2 separate regions of the Mus musculus genome follow, and region 2 is linked to region 1. The links are chromatin loops, found by intact Hi-C in ENCODE. Cell type or tissue: left cerebral cortex. All regions are shown on one strand.

Region 1 (8,000 bases):
CACTTCTTTTCTGAACCCTGCCCCCTATATCACCACTTACTATTTTTCTTATCATCATTCTCTAAAACCTTGCATTTCTGTCTGTGGTTTTCATGCTTAGAGGCAAGTCCTTTGCTACACCTTTATAAAGATTCATGTCAGAATATTAAAACAGTTTTTCAACTTCTCCATAGCAACATTTTTATAGTATAACATTTTTAACAACTGACTTATTTCAGCTCCTCTCAAGGATTTTCTTGTTTTTCTATTGATACTGTGTCTATTTTTAGCTCTTCAACATCAACTAAATTAACATATTGTTCATCAAAGTGAGAAAAGGAATCTGTATCTCCAGATTTCCCAAGTCTCAGTAAGCAGCTACTACTTGCAGTCACTGCTCCTGTCTCATCATTCCCTATCCTGTGTCTGTCAGAGATTTACAGGTGGGGTCTCATCTCTCAGAGACTGTGGAGAAGGAAACAATGCAGGTTTCTGCAGCCAGTGTGGTCATCTAGCTTTAGCAGACTCCCCTGAGGCCTGTGCTTTTTCTTTTGTAGTCATCGACCAATTCTTGTTCATAAGTACATTGTGCCAAGGAACATAAATTTCCCCTTCCCAAGTGAAATTCTCAGTTTTCTGAAGTACAGGTCTGTCTGTACATTCTTAGAGAAGATGACATTGGGACCACTCTCAGCAACCCCACCCCTTTCAAGTGACATTTACATTTGATCTTGGCATTTTTGATAAGTTTTTCATGTCTATTCAAACAACCACATTCCAGTTCCTGGCCCCCATAGGTTTGTAGAAACACATTATGGGGCCATTCTTAACTATAGTATAATGCAAAATTACATTTAGTCCAACATCAAAAGTTTCCATAGTCCACAACAGTCTTAAGGATGTAAAGAATCCCTAGTTCAAAATATCTTCTGAGATTCTTGCAATCTTTTAACTGTAATCCCCTATAAAATTAAAAGCAAAAAGCAGATGTCAGAATTCCAACATGTCATGACACAGGGTACACATTACCAATCTAAAAGGTTATAGTAAGGAAATACTGGACCATATCAAGATTAAAAACCAGCTGAGCAACCTCCAGACTCTGCCTGCCCATGTCTGATATCCAACTCCTTTCATTTTGTTGACTTCAACACAGTTGATTCTCTTTGGCTGGTTCCACACCCTGTTAGCAGCTTTCATTAGCATGTATCCCATAGCTCTGGCATCACTAATATCTCCAGTCTCCAAGGCAACTTCAATTTTACAACTACTTGTTCCAATGTATTGAAACTACACATGATCTTCTGGACTCCTCCAAGGGACTTGAGTGACTTCTCCAGCTCTGCCCTCTGTAGCACTCTAGTTCACTCCATTCTACTGCTGCCGCTGTTCTCTGTGGGTATTCCATGGTACTGGCATCTCCAATACGCTGGAGTCTTTTCCTGCAACTAGACATCACCAAAAACCTCTTATAGGCTCTCCTCATGGTACCAAACATCAAATTTTTTGCATGACCCCTTCAGTCCTGGGCCATCAACTGCAATTGAGGCTGTACCTTCACTAATGGCTGTTGCTGGCCTTTTACAGTGTCAGGCCTTAGCTGCTCTCCATGACCACTTTGTGTCTTCAAATCCAGTACCATCTCAAACTAGAGGCAAGAGGCAGAGAGCACACTATAGATGGTAGAAGATTTTTTTAAAACCTCATGCCCACCCTTACTAACATGCCTCATCTAACAAGGTCATATTCCTTAATTCTCCCCTAATAGTTGCAACCACTGGAACCCAACAAAATTTATTAGCCTAAGGAGGTTCCTCTCACTTAAACTACTACACTTATAAAAAACACAATCAAAGGATATGAAATTGAGGTGGGGATAGGGTTAGATTATGGAAGGATTTAGGAGGTAGGGGTTAATAATACAATATATTGTATGAAAGCCCAAAAGTCTCAACTATATGAAAATTATATAAATCACTACATTAAAGTCGGGGATATCCTAATCATATATGAGGAAATTTGTTTTTTGTTGTTATTTTATTTATTTACATTTAAAATGTAAATCTGCCCATGTGATTCCCTCTCCCCTTTGTCTGGAAGTTTGTACTTTATTAATTCTCAGTAACCACAATTAATTAAACAGTTACTGCCATTTGCAAACTTCATGATTCATCTCTGAGTAAGAGTGCTGAGTGGGATATTATGCTTCATCAATCATTACCTTTCCATGTTCTTTAAATGATTAATAATCGGTGGGTCTACCTGGTGTACTGCTGTGTGTACATGCTGGACACAGCAACATGTGCTCTAGAAGCTGAGGCGTCTGGCCCATTGGCCCTTACTGAATAGATGGTCCTCTTATTCTGATCATCAAAAAGACATGAAACCAAATGTTTTCATTGGCATGCATGCTGAACATGAAAGAGTCTAACAAGTTAGAGACACTGTCAAATAGTAACTTATCACTAAAATTTAACTTTTATTTTTCTTCAAGTAAAACAATACAGGAAGAGATAGAAGTTTTTCAATAATATGTAAGGCTGACTTGTTGCAGTAAAAATGTTTTTCACACTGCATTCATAACTGAGAAAGCATTTATTTTAATATGAGTACATTTGTTATATAAGGCATAATTATGTAAAGTAAAATGTCTAAATTATTTTAGAGACTAAGATCCTTTAGCACATGAAGATTTCTACATTCAGAAAAGCAGTGTGAGCCCATGGACACATGCTTGGTGCACATACACACACACACACACACACACGCGCGCGCGCGCGCACACACACACACACACACATGCACACACACACATGCACACACACATGCACACACACACACGCACACACCCACACACACATGCACACACACACATGCACTCACACACACATGCACACACACACATATGCACACACACCCACACACACACCCACACACACATGCACACACACACATGCAACACACACACATGCACACACACACACACACACATGCACACACACACACACATGCACACACACACACACACACACACACACACACACACACACACCCCAGAACTTCCTTTCTCCAGTGCTCTGCTAAGAAGTACAGGGATACTTACTGTATCATTTGAAGAGAGTTTAACTAGACTACTTTTTCTACCTGTATCATTACACACATCATCCACTTGCTTCCTGTCTGCTGCCTATTTCCAATCAGAATGCGAAGATTATGAAACAAAATCAAGGTTCACAGAAATCAGTCAGCGATACTCTGATTGTCGTTATATTTACTAAATGTGTGAATTTATTCCTTGATTCTTGAGTGTAAGAGGAGCCCCTAAATATACTTTCTATATGTATTTGAATCGTAGTCTAAAAGTAAATTTCGAGGATTGACTTGTAGTCCAACAAAATAAACAAAAACTTTGCAAAGTGGAGCTCTATCTATCTATCTATCTATCTATCCATCCATCTATCCTTTCTTTCTCTCTCTTCCTTCTTCCTTCCTTCCTTCCTTCCTTCCTTCCTTCTTTCCTTCCTACCTTTCTTTCTGTCTTTCTATCTATCCATCCATGTATCTATCTATCCATCTATCTTTCTATGTGTCTATCTACCTATGAATTTATATTTTAATGTTGCTTACAGAGAAGAGTCAATTCTGAGCACAACACTGCCCTTCACATTTACAACCTTCCCAAATCACTGAGAATTTGGTTCCAGACAATCTGCCCCTCCTATTTTAGTTTAATTTTAATCACCCCCCAACCTGACCCCGGACTTTAGCTGGTCAACCCCAGTGAAGAACAAACACAGGCAGCAGATACAAGGGACTGGAGAAGGTTGCCTGCATTGAGCTCCCTGCTGTCGCCTTCTGGCTGGACAGTCCGTGCCAAATAGCGCCTGGGGGGTGGGGGTGGGGGACAGCAATAAGGAACTGACAGAAGCGGTTGCTGCAAGTCCACAGTTTGACCTAAAAGGAGAGTGGAGGAGGGTGGCAGACTAAGAGTCTGCATATCGGAGACGCAGCAATGGAACCAGTGGCTATGTGTGCGCGCACAGGTGCCACAGGCCTGGAGAGCAATGCTGTGTCTCTGCAGCCTCCCGACTCAACACACGCGGTGGCTTGCTGAAACTGCATCCGCAGCCGAGCGTGGGTACTCCCAGGCACAGTCACCGGAGGAAGAGCCAAAGGAAAGGGCGCGAAGGGGGTTAGCATGGAGCGGCAGGGTATTGGGGCAAGACCCACAGGCTCATTTTGGAGCTCCTCTGGTGGGAACCTGTACCCGGCTGCTATGCTCCTCCCTTCTCTTCCCAACTCTCGGTGATCATCTCCATCTCCCCTCGCGCATCCCTTCCCCCCTCCCTGCTTTCTTTGCTCTCCCTCCCTGCCGCGTGCCTGCTCCCCTCCCCCTCTCCTGGCTGCTCTGGGCAGCAGCAACCTCGGCAGCCCGGGAGATGGGAAGAGAGCGCGCGGGGCGCTGCAGCTCTGGAGCCCTGGATCTTTCCTCACCCGGTGCCTTGAGACCCCGCCGCCGCTCTCGCCTCTTGGCTACCCCCGGACTCCGGCTACGCTACTAGGACAGCGCCGCCACCACCGCCAGCCCTCGTCCCGCCCGCGCCGCGCTGCCCTCCCGCGCCCTGGATGGAGCTTTCCCTCGCTGGGATCGGTGAGTACCAGAGACTCTAGGGGGTCAGGCACAGGACTGAGCGCCCACCGTACATCGTTAGATGAGGCACCCCGACCACCTGCTGGGTACCCTCCTGGCACAGGTCCCCGGGGACATTTGGTTTTAACTCAACCAGCTTGGAACTTGAACCCTTTCTCTTCCAGAGATAGCTGCTTGTACATCTTAGTCCCTTGTCACCCTCCTGCCCTCCCGCTGCTACCCTCATTCCCCGGGCAGATAGCCTTCTCCTGGTGTCACTTCAAAGAGAGTCATTGCTGCCCTTGTTGTCCCCAGGTTTTTGTGAATTCTGTCTTCTGCCTAGCGCTCGGACCTAGGTTTCTCCACAAAGTCCTCCTCTGACCCACCTTCCCTCAAAGCCTGACCACAGAGTCATTGGTCCTGCCATCCCGTTCCTCCTCAGAGACTTAGTGAATGCTGACCTCATTGCTTCCACATGATGCTGTCTTGAAGCTTTTCTGACACTCACCTCCAAACCCACACTGACACGCGGTGTGTTCTGTTTATTGTGTCTCTGCACCTGGGCTATTAAGGTGATAATCAACCATGGAAAGAGGACAAAAACAGGAAATCTTTTGGGACTAAACTTTTTGTCATTGTTTCAAAGTGCCCAACTATTTACATCGCTTAGATTCCTTCTTGTCTGAGGGCTTGTCCGCTGAGCACAAGGAAGGGCCCATATTATTTTACCTGTTATCACAGAATCTACCTTTTTTTCAGGTTTAGAGCAGAGCACCTTACACAGTCCAGCTGTGAATCTCCCTAAGCTACGCCACCAAATCTCGGCGGCAACTTTTAAGGATAGGCAGCTTTTTTAAAAAGAGGTGGAACCAGACATACCGTTTACAATCGCTTTATTATTGTTGTTATGATTTTAAATTTCAATAAGTTAAAGCCCTTATTTCCTTTGTGTTTATTGACCTAAGAGCGGAAGGTTGTACAGAGAACTTCCACACCACGCGCTTCAGGGGCGGTGTAGGTGTAGTCTCTAGCTATCCTAATGAGTTTCCTGAATGCAGCAGACCTTCCTGCTGGAATCAGGCTTATCATTTGTGGTTAGCTTGAACAAAAATAAGCATTGTGTTCAAAGAGTGAATCTGACGGGGAGTGGAGGGTTCCTGTGAACAGGAAAGGAGGTGATTTAAATACTAAAATTTGTATTCAAGATTCCTCTGTGCTGTAGTGAAAAGCAAGATCCCATACAACTTATGATTTACATTCAAACAACTTGTAAAATATTGTGTGGCGGCATCTTACTGCACAGACGTGAACATAGGGTTAATGTTTAAGGAAAATTGGGAGTATTCAAAGAAATGTAAGAAACTTTGAAGGGGAATACCCTATTTAAGAATGGACTGTGTGAATAAGTGTTTTGATATTACTGTAAGCAATTTAGGGGGAATGAGACTTGACTTGCCATTCTCCTGTTTGCAGTTGGTGGAGAGGATGATGTTTTCAGTCCTCTTCTTGGACAGGCGATTCTCCCTCTATATAAAATAGAAAGGGAAATTTGATCAAATATACGATGAGTTTGTTTACCAATGATTACCTTTAAAATCCCACCTTTCCCATTGTCAAGCATTTTATTTCACTTTGCTTTCTTGGTAGTCCTTGTCTCAGGGCAGGAGCAAAGTGACCAGCAGTGGTTTTCAGCAAATGTGTTCAGCTGCACCAAAATTCACGAGGGCCAGGTGTACTACTGTTGGTTTCCTAAATACAGAAATTTGCCTAATTAACCTTACTGTTGGACTAAGAAAAATACTCAAAACTATGTATTTAAGTTTGCAACTGCTGCAGACATTCACATATGGCATGCCGAGTGGACAATAGGCGACTTAGAAGATGAATTAAAGAATCTTTTAAATTTCCCTCTGGAGATATTTGTATTTTGTTTAGCAATAGGGTAATTGGTATGTACAGTATATCCAGCAATAATGAGTCTTCACTGAATAGATACGTCACAGTTGAACGAAGCAGAGCTTGGAGTAATGCTGAATGCTCTGTTTTTGTGGTAAGCAGAAGTTGAGATCAAAGCATTCTAACAGCATTGTAGTTTATGTCAAAATATTAACACTGCCTAAGAATCATCTATGAACATGAAAATGAATTTCTCATAAAATAGAGCAGAGGTTCTTGTTATGGATTCTTATACAGAAGTCAAAACCCTTCTGGATTTAAAGGTCCTGTAGTTAGGAAGACTCTGCAAAATCATCAAATATAACAGATGAAGAGACAGGAACACCAGTATTGGAATGGTGCATTGGTGAGTGTGTGATGCTCTTCTTTACATTGCTACCAAGAGGACAGGTGTAAAGTCAATATTTGCCTTGGCAAAGGGGATTAGCAGTTGTGTAAATGACACAGGAATTTCATCAACAAGTTGCCTTTAGTCCATGCATGGTTTTACTGAGAATGTAAGGTGAAGAGATAAAGGCTGAGGGAGATGACGAACATGGGGTGAAAATAAAGAACCTGTGACCACCAGCTTGAAACTTACCCAGATGACGATAACTGAGCACAATCCCTAAAGTTTTAGGTAGTAGCTGTTTCCCAATGTGATTTTTCAGAAGCCTCCTTTTTTTTTTTTAGGAAAAAAAACTAACACAACATTTTCTCCTTTTTATGAAGTGATTATTTCTAGAATCTGAGATGCAAAGGCAAACTCATGTAATCTGTCTAAGTGAACTGAGTTCTAAACAAATTTAAAACCAAGACTTTGGACAAGGAATGTATAAACTAATGCTTAAATTTACAATGTTTGATGGAGGTAAATATCTCATGCTGGCGAATTTACATTGGTGAACATCTTACTCGATTTTATGTACATTTACATATGATTTAATTCACAAAAGTCTGTATATTAAAACACAAACATTTTCTTAGCTGAAAAAGCAGCCAATGGAATGGATAGCAAGTCATTATATAAGCGCTTTTTTTTGTAGGTTTTTTTTTTTTTTAGCTTCAGTATATACAGTAATATTTAACAACAAGCCTTCTTAGAAAACAAAGAGTGATCATTTCTATGCTAGCTTCCTGTCTCAACCACAGTCTCACAGGTTTTGAGGACGTGTGATTATGACTTCTACATAATGGAGTCTCATGTTTCATTCCTGTAATTCTGGTGTTTGGGAGACTTGAGACTGGAAGGATATCCTTTCAAAGTTAACCTGGGCTGTACTGGGAATCACTCATTCAAAATGACAAAAGGAAAGCTCAAACCGACAAAAGACATTTAAATTTTGTGCTGGGGCTTGTGGCTACTGGAGACCCACTTCCATTCATTTTATTGCAAATGGATGACACTGAAGTTAGGTGTGGATGGGAGAATTTGAAGGGCATTCTGCTTCTGTTA
Region 2 (8,000 bases), 270 kb before region 1:
GGGACTTGAATTCCTAATCTCTTCAATACCTTTAATATGAAGGGGTGTTGTATTTTGTAAAATGCTTTTTCAGCATCTAAGTAGATGTTCATGAATTTTTTTCTTTGAGTTTGTTTACACGGTATATTATGTTAATAAATTTTCATACATTGAACTAACCATGCAGCCCTGGGCTGAAGCCTAATTTATTGTGGTGAATAATGGTTTTGAGAGTTCAAGACGCTAGCCACCAAAAAACCAACAACATAAACAACTAGATAGAGAATTTGCAGCAGAGGAATCTGGAATGGCTGAGAAGCACTTAATAAAATATAATAAAATATACTGTGTTTTAATTCATAAGCTATGCCAAAGAACAAATAAAACTAACCAAAGGAGGATAAGTATGCAATTGATTTTGAGAAAGCTTATAATTTTAGAGCTATTACCAAGTTGAATATTGCAAATATTCTTTTAAAAATATTAAAAAAAGATATGAGAATAAACTTAGATTTTTATTAATATGTGGCACTCTGAGGATGCAAACAGTAGATAAGCATGAAGATAAGTTCTTAGTTAGAGTTGGAGTTTCGATTAGGATCTTATTTAGGAGATGGGCTTTTGGGGGGCATTGGATGGGTTGATGCATCCTTTCAATGCATTAGATAATCTAGTGTGACTGCCACGAGCCATGTGCACAGGAGCTTTAGTCACCTAGGCCCAACATGTATTTATCAACATCCAATCCGTGATTTCATCTAATTATATCTGGCTACTTACCTCTCACATCAAAATGCCAAAAGGAGGTACACTAAAACTTAGCATTAAATATCAGCATGACAGGAATGAATGAACCAGACAAGTAGTATTACTCTTTGAAAGAGTAGAGGATTCAAAGCGCATAAGATCATAGTTTGATTAATCTCTTTGAAGTATAACAACCTTTCAGAATATGAAAGAGAAAAAAAACTAGAAGATTTATCTGTGTTACACATGACCCTGGGTCTTATTCAGGCTACAGTGCTTTCTATGAGTTAGGGATGAATTTTAAAGCATAAAAAATAGCATGTTCTGAATTCACAACAGGACACGTGTACACCAAAATTAACTAAGAAGGAACCAGGGACAGTTTTGGCTATAAACCACTGTCACATTATTATTTTATTATTTCCTTTTTATAGATGTTAATATAATTATATTACTTCCATCTTCCCCTTTTCTCCCCCTAAACCCCCTGGTAACTCCTTGATCTTTCTGAAATTCATGGCAGCTTTCTTTCATTAATTGATGTTCTCTACACTCGTAAGTTCTCGCTGCATGAATGCCTACCCATGAGATAAACAACAAAGCAACAGCAGATATACGAACATGAGATCTGAGCCACCAACCAGGCAGCATACAGTAGCTAGTCTAAGGCCCCCAACATATATTCAGCAGAAGACTGCCTGTTTTGGCCTCAGTGGGAGAAGACTTGAGGCCCCAGGGGGTGGGGAACCTGGGGGGCAGAGGGACATCCTCTTGGAGACAGTGGGGAGGAGGAAAGGGATGAGGCACTGGGGGAGAGCAGATAGGAAGGTGTCTTAGTCAGGGTTTCTATTCCTGCGCAAACATCATGACCAAGAAGCAAGTTGGGGAGGAAAGGGTTTATTCGGCTTACATTTCCATACTGCTTTTCATCAGCGAGAAAGTTGGGACTGGAACTCAAGCAGGTCAGGAAGCAGGAGCTGATGCAGAGACAATGGAGGGATGTTCCTTACTGGCTTGCTTCCCCTGGCTTGCTCAGCCAGCTCTCTTATAGAACCCAAGATTACCAGCCCAGAGATGGTCCCACCCACAAGGGGCCTTTCCCCCTTGATCACTAATTGAGAAAATGCCTTACAGCTGGATCTCATGGAGGCATTTCCTCAACTGACACTCCTTTTTCTGTGATAACTCCAGCTGTGTCAAGTTGATACAAAACTAGCCAGTACAGAAGGGGTGCAACAACTGGATTATAAAAAAATAAAAGTAACAAATAACAGCAAAAAAGAGGTTCAGTAGCTCATTCTAAAGCATATTTCAGTATTACTGTGTATCAAACAAAGCGGCTATACATTTTACATATGCAGTTACTAGTTAGCCTAAGATAGATTCCACTACCTACCATACTCATTTTAAATCAAGGTAGGAGATGCAAAATAAGTGCTCAACTATCTGATTCTAAAGCTTTAAAAGGGAAACTTCTGCTGTAGGAATAAAAGCTATGACTTGCCAACATTTAGATGATACTTAGGAATATGCTAAGATGAGATCATCAAAGAATGACTGAAAATAGCAATGAGATAAATGCCAAGGACAAAGTCTGCAGTCCTCCAGAGTTTAAAAGCTGGGCAAAATGAGAAAAAATAGCAGGAAAGACTTAGCTGGAGTACTGAGAGTGCCAAGAGTGGCTTCTCTTGGAAGCCATATGATTCAGGGTATGCTACAAAAGTAGAAAGAAGATGGAATAGGAGAGAAAGCATGAGAGGGAGAAAGGGTGAGCAGAGGTGGCAGCTTAGGAAATTGTCTCACAATTTGTAGAAGTTGACAAATTGGAAAGGAGGGTAGATCCAGGGGAAATGGGTTGATTGGATGCTGTGACCCAGAGTAATTTTAGTCTGAAGGCAGTATCTCTTCTTTAGGAGAGCTTGAAGTTTTTCCTAAAACTCAATCACGATGAGACTTTCCTATGTGGTAGAACTAAACTCAGCTTACTAAGTTTATATTTGTGAGTGCTTGTGTGTGTGTGTGTGTGGGGGGGGTGCTTCAGAAGATAACTCATAAAAGTTTGTTTTATCCTTCCACCATACAGGTCTCAGAGACTGAAGTCAGGTTGTCAGCCTGTATGGCAAGAGCTTTTGCCTTCTGAATCATTGTGCAGGCTCTGGTCTACTGATTTAAATACTAGTATTTCTAAACACATCAATATTATCATATAGGTATACAACTAACAGATTATTATAATAGTTTGGTCTAGCTAAGCCAACACACAAACTTTACCATATCCACACACCATTGAAAATTGAGAAGGATTAAAGGAGGAAGTACTTTGATAATCAAATACTATCAAATGCTGGAATAGATAAAGTAAGATTGAGTAAGGGTTGAAATTTAAAATGACCACTTGTATTAGTAAAACAATGTTTGTGTGGCTTACAGGGTGACTCATTTTAGCAAGGATTGCAGAGTGTAAATGAAAAAAAAAATTCAAAGAGGGACACAGGCCGAGTCATAGCAAAGTGTTCCTCCAGGGGTTTTACAATGCCATAAATAGCACAGACGCTTGATTGAATGGCATGCCTGAGAAAGCTTTGGCTTATTTTTACTAAGAGAAATAAAATCTTTGCTGATTGGAATGACCTGGTGAAGAAAATAGAGAAATTCATATCTTGAATAGTTGAAAAAGAAGAAAGGAATAAATTTAGAATAGTGTTCATGAGAACTGGGTGGATGCTGGATATTGAGGATGCACATGGGGATGATGTGTGTTGGTGGATTTAAAAAGACCTCATCTGGCTCTGTCTCAGGAGATTGCACAGGGCTGCACAGTCTGTGCAGGTGCACATTCCCAAATGCAGAAGAGCTGCCTGTGAACTCAATTCTCTGTAACTCGCATTGCGTAATCCTTAACAGTTCTATCTTTGCCTTTACTTTATGAGGTTTCTTGAGAAAAAAGAAACTTAAGTTTGAGAGGAGATATATAATTCTGCAGTCCTCCTTGTCAGCTCATCAGCACAGCCTTAGGGTCACATGTCAATACAGAATTCTAGCAGTACCATTAGTCTGTGGGGTCTATACAAAATCTAAAAGCTGTACAAAGTCAGGGATATAGTTAAGCCAAGATTCTATTACTATAGAAGTGAGTTCTTTTACCTCAAAAACTGCTGTAATGTGACAAAAACCAAGCAGAATTTAATATGCTTTTAATAACTTTATCTTCCAACATCTTTTCCTGTTGTCTTGGCAATAAAAATATCTGGAAGTGGCATACAAATAAAAGATTGCCTTTCCTTATCAGTAAACCACAGAGGGTGTTTAGAGTCTATCTGGGACCCTCCACCTCTAAGTTACTACTCATAGCCTAGACAGAGCATTTTCTTCTAGCCTGTAGAGAAATTTTAATCCAGAAAATGACTGCTCTGGCAAGGGATCAAAGACTTTCTAGATCTATATGATTCATCTGGAATGCAGAATACACTGGATTACAACATGATCTTTCTGTAATACAGACACAACCTTAGTATTCACTTTAATACCTATCAGTGAAGGTAAGGCTAGTTTGTCAAAGAAAGCAGCCATGTGTGAACATCTGACTGAGGGGAAGACAAAATGATGAATCAGAGAAAGATTTGACAGAGAGAGTCAGAGATAGGCTACATCCAACTCACCCGAGAGCAGCTCATGAAAGAGAGTCTACTTCAGAGCAATGAACAAGTAATCAGTGGTGTGGTGTGTGTGGAAGCTTTACCAGAACAGTTTCACAGAGAGATGTTTCAGAGAGAACAAGCTGAACACTGAGGAATACAAAACTAGCCAGAGAATGTTAAAGAGCCAGAATATTAGAACTTCTTCAAAAACTTAGTATGATGCTGTACTTTGCCCTACCTCTCCACTGGTAGTACACAGGTGTTGCTGCCATGCCACCAAGAGGAGGCAGAGAAAAGTAGAAAATGGGGAGTCTGCAATGGTTTCCCGTCTCCTCTCTGGGTACATGGATACTTCCAGCATACCTCCAGGAGAAGGAGTCAGAAACCAGGGGTCTGAAGTATAATTTTCCCTCTGGGTTTCTGCACCCCAGGAGAGAGAGGAGTTAGAGCCTAAGACAAGTAGAATCTGGTCTGACTTGGAGTGATGGTCCAGAGTAACAGAACAGCTAGAGGGGAGAAAGCCTTCTACACAAATGCTAGGCATAGCTCTTTAGTCAAAGACTTTCTCTCCATGATTCTTAATAAAGCATCTCTCTGAGATGATCCTTGCTTGCTCATATTGCTTTATTTTGTAGTGGAAGTAAAGGTATATATTTTATTCAATGTGAACCAGGATAGATATACATTTTGGGGCTAATAATTACCCAGGAAGGGAAGCTTGTTGCCAGAAGATAGAAAGACCTCCCATACTCATGGATCACTAGAATTAACATAGTGAAAATGGACATCATACCAAAAGTAATTTACATATTCAATACAATTACCAGCAAAATTCCAACACAATTCTTTGCAAACCTCGACAGAGCAATTCTCAACTTTATATGGAAAGAAAGAAAGAAAGAAGGAAAGAAAGAAAGAAAGAAAGAAAGAAAGAAAGAAAGAAAGAAAGAAAGAAAGAGAGAGAGAAAGAAACAATCAAAACAGGATAGCTAAAAATAATCCTGAACAAAAAGAACATTTTGGAAGGTATCACCATCCCTAACTTCAAACTGTAACACAGAGTAATAATAATAAAAAATGCATGGTACTGATATACAGACAGGTGGTTCAATGGAATCAAATCAAAGATCCTGAAATAAATCTATACACCTATGGACACCGGATTTTTTTTATAAAGAAGCCAAAACAATATAATGGGGAAAACAAAGTATCTTCAACACGTGGTGCTGGTCTAACTGGATGTCTGCATTTAGAAGAATGAAAATAGATCCTTATCTATCACCCTGTGCAAAACTCAAGTGAAAGTGGATCAAAGACCTCAACATAAAACCTAATAGAACAGAAATGGAGGAGTAACCTTTAACTCATTGGTGCAGAAGACTCCTTCATAAACAGAACACCAATGGCTCAGCTTCTAAGATAAATAATTGACAAATTGGACCTTATCAAGCTGACAAGCTACTATAAATCAAAGAACACTGTCATCAGGCCAAACGGCAGCCGGCAGATTGGGAAAGGATCTTTACCAACCCTGCATCAGACAAAGGTGACTAATATCCAAAATTTATAAAGAAGGTAAATACCAACAACCCAAATAACCCAATTAAAATTTGTGGTGCAGAGCTAAACAGAATATTCTCAACAGTGGAATCTTGAATGGCTTGGAAATATTTAAAGAAAAGTTCAAAGTCTTTAATCAGCACCCACCAGAATGGCTAAGTTCAAAAACTCAGGTAATAGCACATGCTAAGAAGGATCTGAGTCAGGGGAACACTCCTCCATTTCTGATGGGTCTGTAAACTTGTACAACCACTTCAGAAATCAACTTGAAGATTTCTCAGAAAATTGGGAATAGTTCTATCTCTAGGTCAAGGTTTACCACTCCTGCGCATAAACCTAAAAAATACCCCACTTTGCCACAGGGACTTTCGATCAACTATGTTCACAGCAACTTTATTTGTAATAGCCACAAACTGGAAACAATCTACATGTCACTAAACTAAATAATGAGTAAAGAATATATGGTACATGTACATAATGGAATACTAATAAGTTATTAAAAAACAAAGACAACATGAATTTTGTAAGCAAAAGGATGGAGCTAAGGGGATCTGCAACCCTATAGGTGGAACAACAATATGAACTAACCAGTACCCCCAGAGCTCATATCTCTAGCTGCATATGTATCAGAAGATGGCCTAGTTGACCGTCAGTGGAAAGAGAGGCCCATTGGTCCTGCAAACTTTCTATTCCTCAGTACAGGGGAATGCCAGGGCCAAGAAGTGGGAGTGGGTGGGTAGGGGAGTGGGTGGGGGAGGGTATGGGGAACTTTTGGGATAGCATTGGAAATGTAAATGAAGAAAATACCTAATTAAAAAAAAGAGTCCCTTCCAGTCCACTCCAGCACCGGGGTGCCTTGCCCAAGGAGTCTCCAGACACCCACAAAGACCCACACAGGATCACCCACAGGATCCTAAGACCACTGGTGAGTGGAACACAGCCTCTACCCCAATCCAATCATGTGGGACCTGAGACTGCATTAACTAGGGAAGCAGATAACCCGGCCTGATCAGGGGCACAAGTCCCTTCTGGTCCACTCCAGCACCGGGGTTCCTAGCACACGGAGTTTCCAGACACCCCACGAGGTCCTCACCGGACCCTCCACGGGATCTTAGGACCTCTGGTAAGTGGAACACAACTTCTGCCAGGAGGCAGGTTCGAACACCAGATATCTGGGCACCTTCCCTGCAACAAGAGAGCTTGCCTGCAGAGAATACTCTGACCACTGAAACTAAGGAGAGAGCTAGTCTCCCAGATCTGCTGATAGAGGCTAAGAGAGTCACCTGAGGAACAAGCTCTAACCAGAGACAAGTATAAAAACTAGCTTCAGAGATTACCAGATGGCGAACTGCAAACATAAGAATGTTACTAACAGAAATCAAGACCACTCACCATCATCAGAACCCAGCACTCCCACCCCACCTAGACCTGGGCACCCCAACACACCCGAAAAGCAAGACCCGGATTTAAAAGCATATCGCATGATGATGGTAGAGGACATCAAGAAGAACTTTAATAGCTCACTTAAAGAAATACAGGAGAACAAAGCTAAACAGGTAGAAGACCTTAAAGAGGAAACACAAAAATTCCTTAAAGAATTGCAAGAAAACGCGACCAAACAGGTCATGGAATTGCATAAAACCATCCAAGACATAAAAAGAGAAGTAGACACAATAAAGAAAATGCAAAGTGAGGCAATGCAGGAGATAGAAACCCGAGGAAAGAAATCTGGAACCATAGATGCCAGCATCAGCAACAGAATACAAGAGATGGAAGAGAGAATCTCTGGTGCAGAAGATTCCAAAGAGAACATAGGCACAACAATCAAAGAAAATAAAAAACACAAAAAGATCCTAACTCAAAATATCCAGGAAATCCAGGACACAATGAGAAGACCAAACCTACGGATAATAGGAGTTGAAGAGAATGAAGATTTTCAACTTAAATGGCCAGCAAATATCTTCAACAAAATTATAGAAGAAAACTTCCCAAACCTAAAGAATGACATGCCCATGAACATACAAGAAGCCTACAGAACTCCAAATAGACTGGACTAGAAAAGAAATTCCTCTCGAC

What was found. A loop is a pair of places that touch in the nucleus more often than their neighbours do. Peaks named below come from ENCODE experiments on the same cell type or tissue, not always from the same donor. Only the 100,000 strongest peaks of a DNase experiment are listed, where the experiment ranks them.
Region 2: it touches region 1 in a loop (9-fold over the local background); 2 of 42 quality-filtered maps call a loop at or near these places.

The regions. Positions count from the first base shown.
Region 1 is chr4:25,796,219-25,804,218 of GRCm38, reverse strand. It overlaps Fut9 (fucosyltransferase 9), which reads left to right and starts at 4,216. Exons shown (of 3, transcript NM_010243.3): 1 at 4,216-4,630. In left cerebral cortex, a CTCF peak has its summit at 4,044; DNase peaks (open chromatin) are centred at 5,028, 5,586, 6,575, 7,893 and 3 more places; H3K4me3 peaks cover 4,539 bases; H3K27ac peaks cover 4,187 bases.
Region 2 is chr4:26,065,190-26,073,189 of GRCm38, reverse strand. No RefSeq gene overlaps it. Among named protein-coding and RNA genes, the nearest start is that of Gm24965, 130 kb to the right of the region's middle. In left cerebral cortex, no CTCF peak of the experiment used is centred here; DNase peaks (open chromatin) are centred at 2,360 and 3,539; H3K27ac peaks cover 1,776 bases.